Linked DNA regions of Homo sapiens: region 2 is linked to region 1. Evidence: chromatin loops called from intact Hi-C (ENCODE). Cell type or tissue: Calu3. All regions are shown on one strand. Links, peaks and the distances in the headings refer to the core of each region. The heading gives the core; the rest is flanking DNA.

Evidence for each region. A loop is a pair of places that touch in the nucleus more often than their neighbours do. Peaks named below come from ENCODE experiments on the same cell type or tissue, not always from the same donor. Only the 100,000 strongest peaks of a DNase experiment are listed, where the experiment ranks them.
Region 2: it touches region 1 in a loop (2.0-fold over the local background); 2 of 110 quality-filtered maps call a loop at or near these places.

The regions. Positions count from the first base shown.
Region 1 is chr4:73,812,219-73,823,362 of GRCh38, reverse strand. No RefSeq gene overlaps it. Among named protein-coding and RNA genes, the nearest start is that of CXCL6, 19 kb to the left of the region's middle. In Calu3, for the core only: no CTCF peak of the experiment used is centred there; a DNase peak (open chromatin) is centred at 6,382.
Region 2 is chr4:73,737,245-73,746,800 of GRCh38, reverse strand. It overlaps CXCL8 (C-X-C motif chemokine ligand 8), which reads right to left and starts at 6,232. Exons shown (of 4, transcript NM_000584.4): 1 at 6,079-6,232; 2 at 5,124-5,259; 3 at 4,769-4,852; 4 at 3,085-4,352. The coding sequence starts at 6,142. The coding sequence ends at 4,337. RefSeq lists a silencer at 7,475-7,769. In Calu3, for the core only: no CTCF peak of the experiment used is centred there; a DNase peak (open chromatin) is centred at 6,180.

The DNA of each region.
Region 1 (11,144 bases), core at 1,413-9,412:
GATAGTGAGCAAGTTCTCACAAGAGCTGATGGCTTTAAGTGTGGCACTTCTCTCTCTGTTTCTCTCTCCCCACTGCTGCTATGTAAGATGTGTCTTGCTTCCCCTTGGCCTTCTGCCACAATTTTAAGTTTCCTAAGGGCTTCCAGCCATAGAGAACTGTGAATCAATTAGACCTCTTTTCTTTATAAATTACCCAGTTTGGGGCAATCCTTTATAGCAGTGTGGAAATGGATTAATATATGTGTCAAGAAAATTTTTAAGAAGTCATACAAGCATCCAGATCACAGCACCTCATGTTTCCCAATTTCTTTCTGCTGATTCAATGCCACATAAAGTCTTTTATTTTGTCTTAGTCAGCTCTTCTGTTCCCTTCAGCACAAATTTGAACCTTCCCTGGTTTAGTCTTTTCAATTCCTCTCTCTCTCTATCTCTCTCTCTCCCTCCCTCCCTCCCTCCCCTTTCTCCCTCTTCTTCTCCCTCTCTATGTCACTCTTTATCATTGTCTGGTAGAAACTTTCTCAATTAATTTCTCCCTGCCTTGCAGAATGACTCTTCATTTGCACCTAGCTTTCTCTATTTTCATTTTATTCATTCAAATACCCAATTTCTATTTACGGAGAATCTTCATTGTGTTAGTGCTCAAGATACATGATGAACAGAGCAGTACAGGACCTTGTCCTCATGGGACTCTCCTCATTTGCTAGTGGGAGAAGTAAAAATAAAACAGTCAAAGAAACAATATAGAGACTATGGTAGATCTATGAGTCAGAGTAACATCACCACTTGATCAAAAAGATCATGGGCTGGGAATGCTTAGCTTAGAACAATGGTCACTAAGAAGGTGAAATTTTAAGCTGACACCAGAAGAATAGAAATGATACACACCTGCAAAGAGCATAGAAATGAGGGTTCCAGGCAGAACACACGGCAGGACAAAAGTCAGAAGCAGGACGAGTTTGCTATGTTTTCATAACTAAGAGTAGCAGCTGATGGCTGGAACTTAGAAAGGGGGAAAATGACATGAGTGAGATCACAGAGGTCATCAGGGACATGGTCATGCAGAAATTTCTAGGCCAAGATGCAGAGTTTATAACTTATTTTATTTGCAGTAGAAAGCAATTCAAGGATGTTATGTTACAAGAAGGTATGATCTGTTTTTTTTTTTGTTTTTGTTTTTGTTTTTTTTTAATCTGACTTCTGTGTGGAAATGTCGTAGTGTCAACTTTGGATTAAGAAACTCAAGTTAGGCTGGGCATGGTGGCTCACGCCTGTAATCCCAGCACTTGAGGAGGCCGAGGTGGGCTGATCACCTGACGTCAGGAGTTCAAGACCAGCCTGGCCAACATGGCGAAACTCCGTCTCTACTAAAAATATAAAAATTAGCCGGGCATGGTGATGTGTGCCTGTAATCCCAGCTACTCAAGAGGCTGAGACGGGAGAATCACTTGAACCCAGGAGGCGGAGGTTACAGTGAGCTGAGATAGCACCACTGCACTCCAACCTGGGTGACAGAGCAAGATTCCATCTCAAGAAAGAAAAAAGAAAAAGAAAGAAAAAGAAACTCAAGTTAGAGGGCAACTCCAACAATCTTGGTGAAAGCTAAGCAAACTATCAGGATGGTCTAAGTCTGGTCTGCCACATGTCTGTAAATAAAGCTTTAGCAAAACACGGCTGCAATGATTTGCACACATTTTACATATGGCTACTTTCACACTGTAATGACGGTGTTGAATAATTGTGAAAGAAACTGTATATCCTGCAAAACAACAACAAAATTACTTTCTGGTCCTTTACGGAAAGTTTGGCAACCCTTGTTCTGGATGAAAAATTATGACGGATTGGGCTAGGATGATATCTATTGAGACATAGAGATGATGAAAGAGTCTCTATATATTTCACAGTTACAACCTCCAGGACATTCTGAAGAGTTTGGATACTGGCAATGGAAGATTCAAGAATGTTTCCTTGTTGTTTGATGGAAACAACTCTGTATGGGGATGCCATTGATTGAGATATGAAAGAATGGGGAAATACATGTTTACACAGCAGTGGAATAAAAAAAAAATCCTCTTTTAGACGTTTAAAATTGTAAATTCCTGTGAAATATCCAAGTGAAAATATCATGGAACAAGTTGTTTATGATTCTGGAACTCAGGGAAGAAGTTTGTGCTGAAGCTATGTGTGTGAGAGACATCACATAAGGAATGACTTGTGGAATCCACCTAGAGAGAGAGCTCACATCATGGTCTCAAATGGTGCATTGAGGACCCCAATATTTAGTGATCATCAGTCTCACTGTTTTTCCTCATGTTCAATTCATTTTCTTCTTCCTGCATTACCCAACTCATTTTTCATCTTCTACAGCACCTGGCTCAATCCTTCATATCAATTTTCCCACAATCTTATAACAGCCCTGCAAAATAAATGTTATTATTTGTGTATACATATAAGGAAAAAAAGGTCCCAGAGAGATTAATCAACTTGTTATAGACACTGTAAATGGTAGTTTCTGGTTACAAGGCCCATAATCTTTTTGCTCTGTAACTTTGCTTCCCAAAGAAACTGCTGATTATCAGTGGGATGTCAGGAATAACTTTTGGTTACTTTGCTGCTCACTCCCTCCTGAGGAGCACCTTGTGCATAAAAGCCTCACAGAACTGGCTTTCTCCAGGGAGATATTGAAAGAGACTTCATGCAGATTCTTTTACCCTAACAGCTTGCTAAAGACAATGATACAATCAGTTACAAATAACAAATGACAATTTAAACAGAAAAGAAGTATATTTTAAAAAGACACTCAGAAGCTCACATAAATTTTAGGAGGGCCAGAGAGCAAGTCTCAGAGGATGCACATCGAGAACGATGCCCAAATTCATGTAGCAGAACCAGACTGGTGAAGGTAAAGTAAGCTTTTCCCACAGGTCAGAGACACCATGGCTTGCATCGCTGACACTCAACATGCAACACTGGGCAGTGGATGCTTTTATTATAGCTGCTGCTGCAGCTACTGCTAAAACAAGTTATAGCTGCTGTCACTGCCACTACCTGCTGCTACAGTTACCCATCTAGGTGGGTCTCACCATAAACCACCTTCTTCATTTTGTGTTGAAACCTATCAGGGACTTCTGATACATCTCCTGAGACACTTATTATTTAAAGGCATGAGAAACTGCACTGAGCAAAGGTGGGGTTTTCCTATTCCTCTTCATCTATCTGGTGATATCATCCTAACTATAAAACACTAATTTTGTAATAAGCAAACAAATTCATCCTGATTGATATGGAGGTCAAAATTACTGCTTTTATAACTGGCCTTAAATAGACAATTAAGAGTATTATAATCAATAGACATTTACATGCTGTTTTTCAGAATTCTTTTTGAATTGGTGATATATTTGGATAATGGGATCTTGTAATAACTCTCTTGCCCACTCTTTACCAATAGTCCTATTATGCAACAGATGTCCTAATGTCACTAATCTCTAATAAAGCAATCCCCAAGACTTATTCTAACACTTCCATGAATCACTGATTAATTTAATAATTTGTCTTGTGAATAGCCAACATTCACTTTATGTAGAGAAAGTACCATAATCCTATCCATGAATGACCCTTCAATATACCCTGCTAATACATATGCAATGAAACTTTCCTCAATTAACAGCTATTTGTATTCAACTCATGAGGTCTTCTAAGAGGATATGCAAGACGAAAAGAGATTATTATTTTATTTTTGTCCCCACCTCTACGTTCTGGTAGCCAAGTTGATTAATTTTTCCTAGCTTACTCTTAGAATAATGTGCCAAGACCTTGGACTAGACCTGTCACTGCTATTGCTGCTGTAGTTCATGTTGGGTCTCTATGAAATAGAAGACCCATATCCATCTGTTTCTTTAATGTAACAATTTCTGCAAAGAATTTCAATCTCTTCATAATATACCCTCAGTTGAAAGGCACTAGAACTCAAATCATAAAGGTTTATTTCTGTTAATTAATCTATTAATGCATTTGTTACAAAGACATTATTGATCTCTGACTGTATGAGGAACAAGGCTGTTGTCTCATAACATTAAGTGACAGGAGAGACAGGCAATAATCAGAAAAGATCTTCAAAATTGTCCTTCCTTCTATCTTCAGTTGATTTCCTAATAAAGGCTTGTCTGTTAAAAAATAAACTTTGGTACTTCTGAGTCTGGTTTGTCATTAAGAGACTAAAGTCCTCTACCATTTGTGTTCCTATGTTTCTTCTCCAGTTCATAGAGGCCATTTTTCTCTTTATTCTCATTTAAAATTTTTTAATTTTTTAATTATTATGGGCCCATAATAGGTGTAAAGATTTATAGGGTACCTGTGATGTTTTGACACAGGCATACAATGTGTAATAATCACATCAGGATAATCAATCTATTCATCACCTCAAGCATTTTTCATTTCTTTATGTTAGGAACATTCCAATTCTACTCTTTTAATTATTTTTAAAGGTACAATAAATTATTGTTGCTTATAGTCACATTTTTGTTATTAAACACTAAATCTTATTCATTTTATCTAGCTATATATTTTTACCCATAAACTACACAATTTCCCCCAACCCCCACTACCCTTCCCACCTTCTAGTAACCATCATTCAACTATCTATCACCATGAGTTCAATCGTTTTAATTTTTAGCTCCAAAATATAAATGAGAACATGCAAAATTTACCTTTCTGTGTCTGGTTTATTTCAGTTAACATAATGTACTCCAGTTCCATCTATGTTGCTGCAAATGGCAGGATTTCATTTTAGAGGCCATTTTCTTAGTTCCAAATGGTGGTTCCTTTGGTGAGTAACTAAATTGTTTCATGGTGGTAACAGAGACCTAAGTATGTCACTGGGATGTTTGTTTTATATGGGGTAAGGATATGTAGACTCTACTTAGGAAAAGAACTCTGGCTACACAAAACCCTCAAAGCTTTTAATGTGGGAGCCATGACCTCACCATGGTATTACAGCCACATCAATGCCTATAGACAAGGCATGAGCTGAGGTCCCAGGGCTGACTTTGTGGTGTTCTCTTCTCCTTAAGCCTTGAATACAGTTTCCCTTTTTTTCATTGACAAAATTCCAACTGCTACCACCAAAAATTAGGGTGATGGGGTGATCTCTTAGCACTCACATAGTCCTTCATAGAAACATTTGATTGCAGCTATCATCTGTTCTCACGTTTTCTAAATGAACCTCATCTGCCAGAATCTGCTCTATTATTCCTCTCTCCACTGTCCTCAGAAATAGCATTTTCAGAGTCAACACATAAGTTTTTATTTCCCCCTGTATTTACATGGATATTTAAGAATTTAACATATGCATCCCTTTTCCTATTCATTTCCTTTCCCTTCTCTTTCCTTTTCTGCTCTTTTCTACATTAAAATGGCCATTCAATAGACTTTAATAGTAAGATCACAGTTCTAAGGTATTAAGAGTCTTTGATCATTGAACAACCTCCTGAGCAAGAATGTATCAACAGATGTTTATCAATCTCCTTTCCTTTCAACTGATCATTTCTGCTCCACTTCTCTAGAATCTTCCCAGAAAGATGTAGTCATTGAACAACAGCTGGTTTTTGACGCATCAGGCATTTTATACACATTGAGATCTATCCAATCACCAGTCCTACAGGTACAGCCTGACCTTCAGAGAAGTCTTCCTTGGAAGCTAAGAAAAGCCTGAGACTTCTTGCTAGAGAAAAATTCCTCTTTTTGGTTTGTCTTTAAAATTGGTTGTGATAGGTGCTGACTTATCTATTAGTTCTCAGGTATCTTCTTCCCCTGTCACCTTGGACAGTTCCCACAACCTTCTAGGCCTTACTCTCTTTCAAGTGTTATGTACTCATCTGAGTGCTCTGTGCAGGAAGAAAGGTGTTTTAACAGCTGCCCCATCATCTCTATGTGTTATTGTGAAGACCAGCTGATATAGGAGGGGTCAATATAAATCCTTTAGTCTTTGTAGTTTGTAGAACCCCTTAGCTCACAGTTTGGCGGCAATGGGAGAAGTGCCCCTCCTGATTCTATCCAGAAATAGTGATGTCTGAAATGGATAAATGTTTGACTCTTCTTGTCTCCTCAATGTCTTAAAAATCAGTATCATATGACCTGGAGATCACAATGTTTAAAACACTAAACATAGCACCATTTCCCCAGGCTATACGAAGTTAGGTGGACATTTGGTATGTGAGATGTTATTAAGTTAAAAAGTTAGTTATTTCCTAGAAATGACACATGAATTTATATTCTCTCACCCCTAAACAATTTTTAAGTGCTTTAATTTCCTGGTGGTTGAAACCAAGTTTCCCCAGTTATGTCTGACTCATCAGAACACACAGCTGCACTGCCTGGAGATCACCCAGTAATGTGTTTCATGTTTGCCTCCGTCCCACCCTTTCATCACCATTCCTTGCCTCAGTGTCTAGGTCAACACTGCCTTGTGTTTAATATTAAATAGCACCAGAGACTCGTACTCCTCATTTATTCTTCATTCATTTCATTTTTTTCTCCTCTTTTTATCACCAAAAGACCTACCAGGGGAGTGGATCCACTCAGCTGCAAGTCAGGGGCTGGACCTCATCCTGCTACAGGCCTAGCTGATTGCTTGATGTTTGTATTAGTCCGTTTTCATGCTGCTGATAAGGACGTACCCGAGACTGGGCAATTTGCAAAAGAAAGAGGTTTAATTAGACTCACAGTTTCACATGGCTGGGGAGGCCTCACAATCATGGCGGAAGGCAAAGTGGAGCAAGTCATGTCTTATGTGGATGGTGGCAGGCAAAGAGAGCTTGTGCAGAACAACTCCCATTTTTAAAACCATCAGGTCTCATGAGACCCATTCACTATCATGAGAACAGCACAGGAAAGACCCACCCCCATAATTCAATCACCTTCCACTGGGTCCCTCCTACAACACGTGGGAACTATGGGAGCTACAAGATGAGATTTGAGAGCCAAACCATGTTAATGGTATAAGCAACCAGCTAGGGCTGTAGCAGAAAACTGTCTGGTCCCAGACTTTTGTGTACACCACAGTTGCCCACCATAACAGGAAGTTGGGTTAGGGCTTTTTCTCTGTGATGGACAAAGCGTAGAGGAGGTCTTTCTAATATATTCACTCTACCCATTTTTTTTTTCTCTTTCTGAGCAGATACTTTTCCCTAGAGTCTGGTAGCAGGTGTGATTTAAAACTTGAATTTTACAAAGAAATGTTTGCTTCATGTTCAACCATGACATTTTTGCTTCAGTGTCTGATTTAAAGATTAATTTGTTACTGGTCAACTTATCCAAAATTGAGGCTTACAAAAATCCCCTGATACGTAATGACGGAAGCAAGGATGGGCTGCATGTTGATTTAGCAGTATGAGATATCAGAGTGCCAAATCAGAGATCTCTAGTGAAAACAATATTAATGCCAAACCACATTTTCGTGACTGGATCAATAATTTCTAAGAGAGGTTTCACCAACCTGGTGCTTTAAGCATGTTGATACCTGTGACATAAATTTTGATGTTTAACATCTTGGTAAATATTAAAATTGTAAATTGGCTCCCAATTTATTTAAACATGCTTATAGGTCATAGAAACTCTAAATAATATGATTGGATGAGAGCTAATATTTAGGAGATTTACTAATCTATGTATATATATTGGGGAGGTGAGGAAAAATATAAATAACAAAATATATTAAAATATTTTCTAACACAGTTTTTGATCTCTTCACTCTAAATATTGTGATTGGGTGTAAAAATATAATTGTATATGTACAAAATGCTATAATTCACCTATTGTGTCTCCAAATGCTTGGATTATAAAGAGACAGATTTCTCACTTGTGCTTTTCTTCATCATTTAATGGCCATGTCGACTAAAGTGGGAATTGATTACCTCTGGCAATTATTGCTGATGTTGAATATAGTTGTTCTGAACCATCCTTATGCTGCTGGAACACACAATACTGGATGATGGCTTTAAAAGGTAACAGGATGTGGTGTAACATGACACAGTAAATCCCCTGCTGAATCAGGCTTTTTGTTTTTCTCAACTGTCTTCCTCTTTTTATCTGGTACTTGATCCTCTATTCACAAAATATAAAGGTATAACTAGGTCAACACTAGAAAGATTGTGACTGTTGGTATTCTACTTACCTCTTATTGTAAATAAGTGAGGGAGGTGAAGTTCAAAACTGCCATCTGACAGCAGTGCCAATACAGTTTACCACGGCCCGCTATTCTTCCTTGCTTCTCCTAAGGTCCACTTCACATATGTACAGCTTTGCCTACCAAGAAGAGGAATGAGGAATTTGTCTTTTTCCAATGGGAAGCAGGCATGTCAGAGATCGCATTGTGCACTTTCCAGGATCATACCACCTACCTCATTCTCTTTGCCTCCCCTGTTTCACCATCTCTACCTGCCATTCATTTATTCATCCCTCAAATATTTATTGAGCTTCTACTAAATACCAAGCAATGCTAAAGGCATTGAGGATATAGCAATAAGCCAAGCCAAGTTTCTCTCTCAAGTAGTAGTCATTTTATTATGGTTACAGTTGACAGGTAAGAAAACAAAGATAGGTGTGCCTGTGTATGTGTACATATTTATTTTATACAGAGTGATTGAAGGACTCCTACAATGATATCAGAGAAAAAATCTGAAATAAGTGAAGGAATAATCATGCAACTCCAGGAAAAAATTATTGTCTTTAAATATTCCGAGGTAAGTAAGTAAGGCTTCAATATTCCAAGGTTAAGAGTTTTGTTGCTATATTGAAGGAGAGTGTGACTGAGCAGTATTAACAAGAAGTAGTCAGGGGTTGTAAGATTGGAAGGTTTTGTCTATAAGAACTTGGGTTTCTTTTAGGTGACCTATAAAGCCATTTGGAGAATTTTTAACAAAAGAGCAAAATAATCTACTTTTCTTTTTAAAACTCTTTTCATATGCTGTGTCAAAAATAGAATAAAGGGAGGCAAAGAATGATAAAGAGAACTTAGTGTGAAGGCGGTTACAATAGTTCAAGTGCAAGATGATGATGCCTCAGTCTAGAAGGAAAGCCATGGAACTGGTGAGAAGTTGCAGGGTTAAAGGTATCTTTGAAAGGTATAGCTGTCAGGACTCACTGGGGAACTGGATGTAAAGCATGCCATAGATGGTGTAGTAAGGATGGCTCTGAGATTAGCCTGAGTAAGTGGAAGCATTAATTTGCCATCATTGAGATAGGAAAACTCAAGGAAAAGAAGATTAGATGGGAAATGGCTGGGTATTTAAGTTTAATTTTGTTCATGTTAAGGTTAAAAATTTTTGTTAGATCATCCAAGTAAATATGTAAACAGATATAGGAATGTGTAATTCAAGAAAGAGTTTTGGGCTTGTATTATATAAATTTGAGAGTCACTATCACATGGATAGAATTTACACGAAAGAATTGGATTATGTCACTTGGGAAATAAGAATAGTAAAAAGGAAGAAAATCATCCTCTTAATAATTTCCTATTCCTCTTGCATATCAGAATCCCTATGGAGCTTTAAAATACATACATATACCAGAGCTCCACCACAGACCCATTGTATCAAAATCTTTGAGATTAGGGCCCAGGAATCAATTTCAATCAGCTTCCTCAGGTGATTACTTGTGTAGAAACTGACATGTATTTGCTAATCAACATTATAAGCCATTCTTTTGTGTTATAATAGGAATTAACTTTTAACGTTGAGAAAACACTTCTTTCCATATCCACTGGCATATACCCAAAACTAGGGTATGGTTTTCCATTTCCTGGATTAACTCAGCAGTTTCCTACCTGTTCTACCCACATCTATCCTTACCCCTATCTTTTGCATAATTGGCTCATATCATCTTCAATGTAATCCATTGTTTTCAAAGGCAACTGTCCTTAACATATCCAGACCCTGCCTGGCTTTAGCCATCCTGTCTCTCCATCCTCATCAGGCATGAGGCTCCTCCTTGTTCTCTGCACTGCCTCCACACACTGGCCTTCCTTCAGTCCCAAGGACACATCTACTTCCTCCTGTTCCCGGGTTTTGCACTTGCTGTATCCTCTACTTTCATGTCTCTTTGTCCATTTTCTGCCTTCTTTCACCTAATTAACCCTTACTCATTTTTTACCTCAACTCAATCATCACTTCCTTAGAGAAGTCTTCTCTCTGACTAAGGCAAATCCTCCCATGGTAATAGATTATGAAATAAATTTAGAAATTTATGACCAGAATTTTTTAAGGAAAAAGAATGGAAGAAAAAATGTCAGAATAGGTTATGCCTAATAAGAATAAGCATTATCTCATAAACTTTTCTTTCCTTGTGGACTAATAGGACAATGTACTCATCTTGTAATATTTTTACAGGTGCACTATTGAGTGTGTGTGTGTATGTGTGTGTGTGATTATTAGCTATTGTCTGACTCTCATTAGACTGGAAGCCCCATGAGGACAAAGGACTGTGTCTGCTTGCTCTTCATTTGATCCATAGTTCCTGATCAAATGGCTGACTCTCATTTAAGCACACAAAGCATAGTTTGTGGAAAGGAGGAAAGAAAGAATACAGTTATAAGAATTAATATTTGGAGCAGGGTACTCCTGTACTATCACATTATATAGCATGACCATAACTAGCTTTGCCAATACAAACTCTGTGAGCTTGTCAATCTCATATTTGAAACAATTAGATTTCTCATGGTGCTTATTTATTTTTAAAAATTTATAAATAAACAATTAAATGACTATTTACAAATTTTAAGTGAAATGCTAGGCTAAGGAAATCTGATATTACTGTAGATGGCATTATTTCATAAGAAGAGCTTCAGAAATCCAAGCCTTCCTGAAGACCACAGTAGAAAGAACACTTTTTTCCCCCAGAAATTTATGAAAATTTTAGAAATAATTTTAGAACTAAAACATTGGCATTCCATCTTTACTTGGGTGTACTTTTTTCTCCCCCTATGAAACTCTTTTACTCATTCTTATAGTTACTCTTTTCAGCCTTTCTGCTCTGTCATTATTTTTCTGTTTCAAGTGTCAGAAAATCTAACCTTAAGTAACATTGTAAGAAAGGAAATTAAATGGCTATTTAACTGATTATTGCAGTTTTAAAATTTGTTTCAAGTGGAGCTG
Region 2 (9,556 bases), core at 1,557-9,556, 77 kb after region 1:
ACGTACAAGCAGACTTGTGGAGCTCTTAAAAAGAAGTGAACTTAGAGCTATCTATGACAAACCCACAGCCAATATCATACTGAATGGGCAAAAACTGGAAGCATTCCCTTTGAAAACTGGCACAAGACAGGGACGCCCTCTCTCACCATATCTATTCAACATAGTGTTGGAAGTTCTGGCCAGGGCAATTAGGCAGGAGAAGGAAATAAAGGGTATTCAATTAGGAAAAGAGGAAACCAAATTGCCCCTGTTTGCAGATGACATTATTGTATATCTAGAAAACCCCATTGTCTCAGCCCAAAATCTCCTTAAGCTGATAAGCAAATTCAGCAAAGTCTCAGGATACAAAATCAATGTACAAAAATCACAAGCATTCTTATACACCAATAACAAACAAACAGAGAGCCAAATCATGAGTGAACTCCCATTCACAATTGCTTCAAAGAGAATAAAATACCTAGGAATCCAACTTACAAGGGACATGAAGGACCTCTTCAAGGAGAACTACAAACCACTGCTCAATGAAATAAAAGAGGATACAAACAAATGGAAGAACATTCCATGCTCATGGGTAGGAAGAATCAATATCATGAAAATGGCCATACTGCCCAAGGTAATTTATAGATTCAATGCCATCCCCATCAAGCTACCAATGACTTTCTTCACAGAATTGGAAAAAACTACTTGAAAGTTCATATGGAACCAAAAAAGAGCCCGCATCACCAAGTCAATCCTAAGCCAAAAGAACCAAGCTGGAGGCATCACGCTACCTGACTTCAAACTATACTACAAGGCTACAGTAACCAAAACAGCATGGTACTGGTACCAAAACAGAGATATAGATCAATGGAACAGAACAGAGCCCTCAGAAATAATGCCGCATATCTACAGCTATCTGATCTTTGACAAACCTGAGAAAAACAAGCAATGGGGAAAGGATTCCCTATTTAATAAATGGTGCTGGGAAAACTGGCTAGCCATATGTAGAAAGCTGAAACTGGATCCCTTCCTTACACCTTATACAAAAATTAATTCAAGATGAATTAAAGACTTAAACGTTAGACCTAAAACCATAAAAACCCTAGAAGAAAACCGAGGCATTACCATTCAGGACATAGGCATGGGCAAGGACTTCATGTCTAAAACACCAAAAGCAATGGCAACAGAAGCCAAAATTGACAAATGGGATCTCATTAAACTAAAGACCTTCTGCACAGCAAAAGAAACTACCATCAGAGTGAACAGGCAACTACAGAATGGGAGAAAATTTTCGCAACCTACTCATCTGACAAAGGGCTAATATCCAGAATCTACACTGAACTCAAACAAATTTACAAGAAAAAAACAAAAACCCCATCAAAAAGTGGATGAAGGACATGAACAGACACTTCTCAAAAGAAGACATTTATGCAACCAAAAAACACATGAAACAATGCTCACCATCACTGGCCATCAGAGAAATGCAAATCAAAACCACAATGAGATACCATCTCACACCAGTTAGAATGGCAATCATTAAAAAGTCAGGAAACAACAGGTGCTGGAGAGGATGTGGAGAAATAGGAACACTTTTACACTGTTGGTGGGACTGTAAACTAGTTCAACCAGTGTGGAAGTCAGTGTGGCGATTCCTCAGGGATCTAGAACTGGAAATACCATTTGACCCAGCCATCCGATTACTGGGTATATACCCAAAGGACAATAAGTCATGCTGCTATAAAGACACATGCACACGAATGTTTATTGCAGCACTATTCACAATAGCAAAGACTTGGAACCAACCCAAATGTCCAACAATGATAGACTGGATTAAGAAAATGTGGCACATATACACCATGGAATACTTTGCAGCCATAAAAAGTGATGAGTTCATGTCCTTTGTAGGGACATGGATGAAATTGGAAATCATCATTCTCAGTAAACTATCGCAAGGACAAAAAACCAAACACCGCATGTTCTCACTCATAGGTGGGAATTGAACAAGGAGAACACATGGACACAGGAAGGGGAACATCACACTCTGGGGACTGTTGTGGGCTGGGGGGAGGGGGGAGGGATAGCATTAGGAGATATACCTAATGCTAAATGACAAGTTAATGGGTGCAGCACACCAGCATGGCACATGTATACATATGTAACTAACCTGCACATTGTGCACATGTACCCTAAAACTTAAAATATAATAATAATAAAATAAAAGAAAAAAAAAAAGAAGTGAACTTAAAATACCCAGCAACAATAGCCTATGAGCTAGAAGGTGGTTAAACGTAAAAGTTCCAAAATCCTTGTTTTTTGAGTAGGAATATAAAGGTAAATGTTGATACATTGGATTTGTTGAAACATCGATTGTTATTTTTCATCATTTCCGAAAGATTTTTGCCATTGTCACTTCAAATGTTGTCTCTGACCCTTTCCTCTCTCTTCTGCTTGTGACAATCCAATTAGACATCTATTAGAGCTTACACCTGTATCCTCTACGCCTTTCGACTTCTTTCTCCAAATTTCTACCTCTTTATCTCTCTTATAAGAATTCCAGAAGTTCTTTGGTTCTATTTTCTAGTTTTCTAATTTTATTTTCAACTGTGTCTAATTTGTTATAAAATTTATCCACTGAAATTTGTTAATTAAATAATTATGTTTTTACTTCTCAGAGTATTGTTTGATTTGTTTGCAAATATGCTTAGGCTTTAACCATATTTTAAACTTCTTTGCCTCACATTTATCAGTTTTACTCCTCAGTTACTGATAAGCAACTTATAATATGTACTCTCTTTCCTCTTTAAATGTCCAGCTATGCTAAAGCGCACAGACATACAAACCGGTTAATCGAAATCTGAAGACAGACTTATTAGCAAGATAGTATACAGTGGGGAGTTGAAAACATTTCCAACATTCTGTGGAGGACACTACTGTTTGTAACCTATTTCTGGAAAGGAGTTCTGTTTTCTAAAAATAAAAGTTTGTAATTTTCCATAAACAAAATGCTAAGGGGAAGCATTTATGTTTTCTAAATCAAAGTATAATTTTAAATATAAACAAAGAGAATCCCAATAAGCTAAAACTAAAAAAAAGACAAACACTTGATTACTTTGACAACAAATTATATTTTAAATGTTTCATATTTACTTTTATATTTCCATACAATCAGAAACAGTAAAAAAAATTTGGAGAGCACATAAAAACATCTTAAAGTTAAAAATATAAAGCCTTGTATTTAAAAATGCAGTCATTTAAATAATATTATAAGAATCTATTTGTACATAATAAACAAGTTTCAACCAGCAAGAAATTACTAATATTGACTGTGGAGTTTTGGCTGTTTTAATAGTTCTAACTCATTATTCCGTAATTCAACACAGCACTACCAACACAGCTGGCAATGACAAGACTGGGAGTATCAAACTAGGATTGTTAGTTCAATTAAAATTTCAGATAAACAATAATGTACTTATACTAAAAAATTATTTGTTGTTTATCTGAAATGAAAATTTAACTGGGTACCCAATTGTTTGTTTGTTTAATCTAAAAACCCTGATTGAAATTTATCTAATAAAACATCATTTAATATCTAAAATAAAATAAATTTACTATAACATCTTTATAACTATTCAATCAATGATTCATCTTCTATTTTTCCAAATTCTTGCACAAATATTTGATGCTTAAATAAATACATAAATAATAAATAGGTTAATAAGTTACACTTGAAAATAATTTATGTTATGATGAAAAAACTTAAAGTGCTTCCACATGTCCTCACAACATCACTGTGAGGTAAGATGGTGGCTAATACTTTTTCCACTTAGAAATAAAGGAGAAACCAAGGCACAGTGGAACAAGGACTTGTGGATCCTGGCTAGCAGACTAGGGTTGCCAGATTTAACAGAAAAAAATCCAGGATTTCCAGCTAAATTTGACTTTATGGCAAAATTTATTGTCCCATCATTTTTATGTGATGCTTCAAATATCACATTCTAGCAAACCCATTCAATTCCTGAAATTAAAGTTCGGATATTCTCTTGGCCCTTGGCCTCAATTTTGCTATTTGTATATTCTCCCGTGCAATATCTAGGAAAATCCTTATATTTAAAAATTATTTGTTGTTTTTTGTAGATTCAAATAAATAATACTTTACATATAAGTATGTTCTGGATATTTCATGGTACAATGAAAAACTATTCATTGTTTACTGAAATTCAAATTTAACCAGGAATCTTGTATTGCATCTGGCAACCCTACAACAGACCCACACAATACATGAAGTGTTGAAGTAGATTTGCTTGAAGTTTCACTGGCATCTTCACTGATTCTTGGATACCACAGAGAATGAATTTTTTTATGAATTCTCAGCCCTAAAATAAAATTAAAAATATAAAGATGAGCTATGTTTAATAAGAAGGAAAGTAGGGTTCTTGAAAAGTCAATATAGTCTTTGACATTCATGTGTTAGAAATGCTCTATATTCTCAACTATAAATAGGGAGATCAAAGAAATTATCATCTAAAATAGGACACTACTGGGAGTGACAAAGAACTTTACTAAGAGTATAGGACACAAGCTTAAACCCAGAATTTCCTGGGCAAACTATGTATGGTCTTTCTGGTCATGAGTACAACAAACTCACTATTGATGCTATTCCTTTTTTTTTTAACCAAAAAGGCAGATACCTAATGACGATTTTTAGCAACAGAAAGAAATTTATAGGCTGACTTTGGATTATATGTCTCAGGATAAATGAAAAATTTAAATTAAAAAATATATAACTTACCTCTTCAAAAACTTCTCCACAACCCTCTGCACCCAGTTTTCCTTGGGGTCCAGACAGAGCTCTCTTCCATCAGAAAGCTTTACACTGAAATAAGAAAGAAATGGTTCAGATTAATATTTAGTTTTTGCATTCAAATCATGATTCCTTAAGTCAGGCATAAAGTCTAAGTCCAAAATAACATTTATAGTAGTTGTGGAAGCTACCATATTTAAATGTCATGTAGACAAATATTTTTATTTTGTTTTGTTTCATTTACTACTGTAATCCTAACACCTGGAACTTTCCTAAATATTTCCACCTTCCTTAATTTTAAGTTTGCTAAAACAAAATATCTAATCTTTTTTAAAGTACTTACATAATTTCTGTGTTGGCGCAGTGTGGTCCACTCTCAATCACTCTCAGTTCTTTGATAAATTTGGGGTGGAAAGGTTTGGAGTATGTCTTTATGCACTGACATCTAAGTTCTTTAGCACTCCTTGGCAAAACTGCACCTGTTGGGGGAAAAAGTGATTAAGGATTGATTTTATCAACAGGCACAGCTCTGCCAGCTACTTCCTTTCTAATTCCAATATGATTATTTGGAGACTATGGAAGGCATCATGTTTCTAGTGAACTCATTCCTGAATATTCTCCTAGCCCTTGACCTCAGTTAGTTCTTTGTTTTAAAAAACAGTCATAACTGACAACATTGAACGACTTCCTATATAAAGAGTTAGAGTTCTTTTTGTACAATATCAACATCTTCATGGTATTTTTATCTGGTCAATATTGCATAATCCTCTGTGATACCACAGTGTTATTTATAGTAGGCAAGCTAAGACTCTCCAGCATAGAAATTGCCTTCAGAAAGAATTAACAGAAATATATAAATAAGTTATACATGCCTGGTCTATAATCAGGGTATCTTTAAACCAGACAGGAATTAATGACAAATCTGAGGCTTGTCAATGAAATACTACAAGGAGTGGAATTGTCTGAGTTACCTTGCTCAACTCAATATTAATACATAATATAGGTAACCGTGGTTCTCAATAGGACATACTATAAATTACTTATTTACGTTAAATATATGCATGCTACATGGTATAAATTATAAAAGCAGAATATCTATATTGATCAAACTTTATACTTTCCTAAGTGTTATATATAGTTTTTTCTAAATCTTCAATTTAACATTAATTGACTGCTAAGATTATATTCTGTTTCTGAATAAAAAGGATGTTTGTTACCAAAGCATCAAGAATAGCTTTGCTATCTAAGGATCACATTTAGACATAGGAAAACGCTGTAGGTCAGAAAGATGTGCTTACCTTCACACAGAGCTGCAGAAATCAGGAAGGCTGCCAAGAGAGCCACGGCCAGCTTGGAAGTCATGTTTACACACAGTGAGATGGTTCCTTCCGGTGGTTTCTTCCTGGCTCTTGTCCTAGAAGCTTGTGTGCTCTGCTGTCTCTGAAAGTTTGTGCCTTATGGAGTGCTCCGGTGGCTTTTTATATCATCACCCTACTAGAGAACTTATGCACCCTCATCTTTTCATTATGTCAGAGGAAATTCCACGATTTGCAACTGATGGCCCATCCCCTCAGGGCAAACCTGAGTCATCACACTTCCTATTTGTTCCTTATCAAATACGGAGTATGACGAAAGTTTTCTTTGATCTTTAAAATAATTTAATTTTAATATACATTTAAAATACTGAAGCTCCACAATTTGGTGAATTATCAATTGTATGCTTTTTTATTTCTAGATAACTTTATCATAGTACCATGTGACAGATATAGTACTAGAGTGGCAGGTGTTAGAACAAGATCATGGATGATTTTCTTTTAATGGCATAATTATTTTTTTTCAGTTAATTACAGATGCTATCATGATGGTGAAGATAAGCCAGCCAATCATTTTATTGGGGAGGTAATTTAAAATAAATCTTTTTCTAAGCATTTTAGAGAGTTTCTAGGAACTGTTACTGCTCTTAGGGGGCATACTACAACTTTTCAAAAGATTTAGTTTTCTAATGCATGTTAACAGAGTGAAGGGGCACATGTGCTTCACATAGAAATCAGTTCCACAAACATTTATGGAGTAACTTTCTGAGTAATGTGGGGGATCTAGAAATAGATAAGACTAGGTACTTGTCCTTAAAGAGTTTGGTCTATCAGAAGAAGAAAGCAATGTAAGGACTGACTATATAGCAGAATAGACAAGTGGTACTAAGACATTAATTCCAGTGGAGGCATAAGAGCAGAATCTTCCAAAGGCAGTTGGAGCAAGGCATTGAGGAATAGGAGGGCTTCAATAGAGGAAGATGAAAGAGAACAGCACATTCCAGATAGGAACAGTATTCAAGGCCACTCAAGTTGTAAAGTTAAGGTATGTTTATGCTCCAGAAAGTGGTGCACTGGAGCTGCTTGGTTGGGGTGGGAGGGAGGTGTTATCTAATGGAAAGTTGTATGCTTAGTGGAAAGAGCATCTGGGTTCCAACTCTGGTTCAGCCACTGTTGCTTCATGCTCTTTATCCAAGGACACCAAGTCTGACCTCTGAGGACCCATGATCACTAGCAAAAGGGATGGAGTGAGAAATTTCAACAAATCATAAAAAGGTGGCTTTATGTCCTAGTGTCCTGAAGAAAAGAATCCAAGACCTTTCTTGAAAGGTCTTGGATTCTGTAGATAAAGAGCACCAAGGAAGGGTTCTTATGATAGTAAAAGTCTGTTCGCTTCTGGGCAAGTACATAATTTATAAATAATTCACCTTGGTGTAACAGTTCTTCATTTTCAGAAAGTACGACAGAGCAGTGAATTTGCCCACACTGTGAACACACTGTGGAGGGGGAATGCCATTTTCAAATGCTTTCCAAAAAGGTTTGTCTGTTTCTGCACAATCATGTTTCTTTTTGTTATCTTTCTCCAACCAACCTAAGACTTGAGGATAAAATAATGCCTGGGTTACACTGAATTCTATAGCAAAGTAAATGTTTATTCTATATAATGTAGCTCCTATAGTTTTCAACTGTAGTATTTCAGAAACTTCATTATTCATTTAATATGTGTTGTTTATCTGCTAATGTCCCTTATTGTAGGAGATGTGAATGCTATGTAAATAGATATAGTACCTGACTTAAAGGACTTTGTTGTCTAGTGCAGAATATGGAAAATTAGTTACACAAGTAAGTAAAATACAGTGATGAGTGTTACAATAACAGGTAATTACAGGAAGTTCTGGAATCAAACAAACATGATCTTTGAGGCAGTTTTGATGAATGAAGGTTTTCTGAAGAAACAACATCAAAAGTGTTACCTTTATTGTTAATGAGGAGAAGAAAGACCAATGGGACTGCTTTGCTAGTACAGGACAGGAAGTACAGGACAATGAAATGTAGGCGAACATGGCCCATTTGGGTTTCTCAAACTATTTAGCATACGGAACACAGTGCATGGAGTGACAAGAAGAGAAAGCTTGGGCCGGATAGGTAAAAAAGACCTATATCTTAAAGAAAACTCCAAGTTTCTTTGCTTCAGTGATGTTGGCATGTTTAGCAAAGACACATTCTCATATGGACACAACCTGGCTTGACTGATTCAGTTCACTATCATTAAGACTCACTCATACAGCATCACTAAGACATTCAGAGTTCTGAGGATGTGCAAAGACTTCTTTGCTTTTCCCTAACGGTTGCCTTTGTATTTATGGTGAGCCCAACTTACATAGACACCTCGTTTTCCTCCTTATTTTCATGTCACTATATCTCCCTCTCATTCTCTTCTCATGGGCCCAACTTTATCCTGATATCATCCTTAAAGTTTGAGCTAATGAGGTCTACTTAACCTTGATGCTCACATTTTTTTTTAAGAATGAAGCCTTTCCAAGGCAAAAAGACCTCTTTTGCAAATGTTGTTCATCTCTCACAATGTAACCTTCAGTGCATTATGTCCTAGAACCCTCTCCATCAGAAGTGGGAATGGACAAAGATGAAGTGACTACAAGAGCATTGATTCTATCTTGTCTCACTTCTGTAAAGATAACCATTTGAGTCCTTGCATAATGAGTAGAAGGACTAAATGGGCTTAGGCGGAAAAAAAAAAGCAGGACTAAGTATCCTTTTTAAGGATATTCTGCTTTAAAATAGAGCAAAGTGGGGTACAAAGTTTAACTAAAGTGCCACGCTACACATAAATACAAATGTTTTGTCATCTTCTAGAGATGAATGCAAAGTGAGTTCATGAGACTTAACTGTTTATTTACGTCCCATTCGGCTCCTGAGCCATAAGAATCATTTGATGAGCAGAGACTAGCACCTAGATATCCTCATTAGACGTTGACGAAGTCTATCACCCAAGAAAAGGAAGAGTTCAAGAAAGAACAAAGACGGCCGGGCGCGGTGGCTCAAGCCTGTAATCCCAGCACTTTGGGAGTCCGAGGCGGGCGGATCACGAGTTCAGGAGATCCAAACCATCTTAGCTAACACGGTGAAACCCCGTCTCTACTGAAAATATAAAAAATTAGCCGGGAGCGGTGGCGGGCGCCTGTAGTCCCAGCTACTCAGGAGGCTGAGGCAGGAGAATGGCGTGAACCCAGGAGGCGGAGCTTGCAGTGAGCCGAGATAGCGCCACTGCACTCCAGCCTGGGTGAAAGAGCGAGACTCCCGTCTAAAAAAGAAAGAACAAAGACAAAGATGGCCTCTACTTTTCCCATATTAGTACATAACTCTTCCATCAAACTCCATGAAACTGGGTGTTTCTTGCCTATGCAAAATCATCTAAATCCCCTCCCACCCACGCCATAGGAAT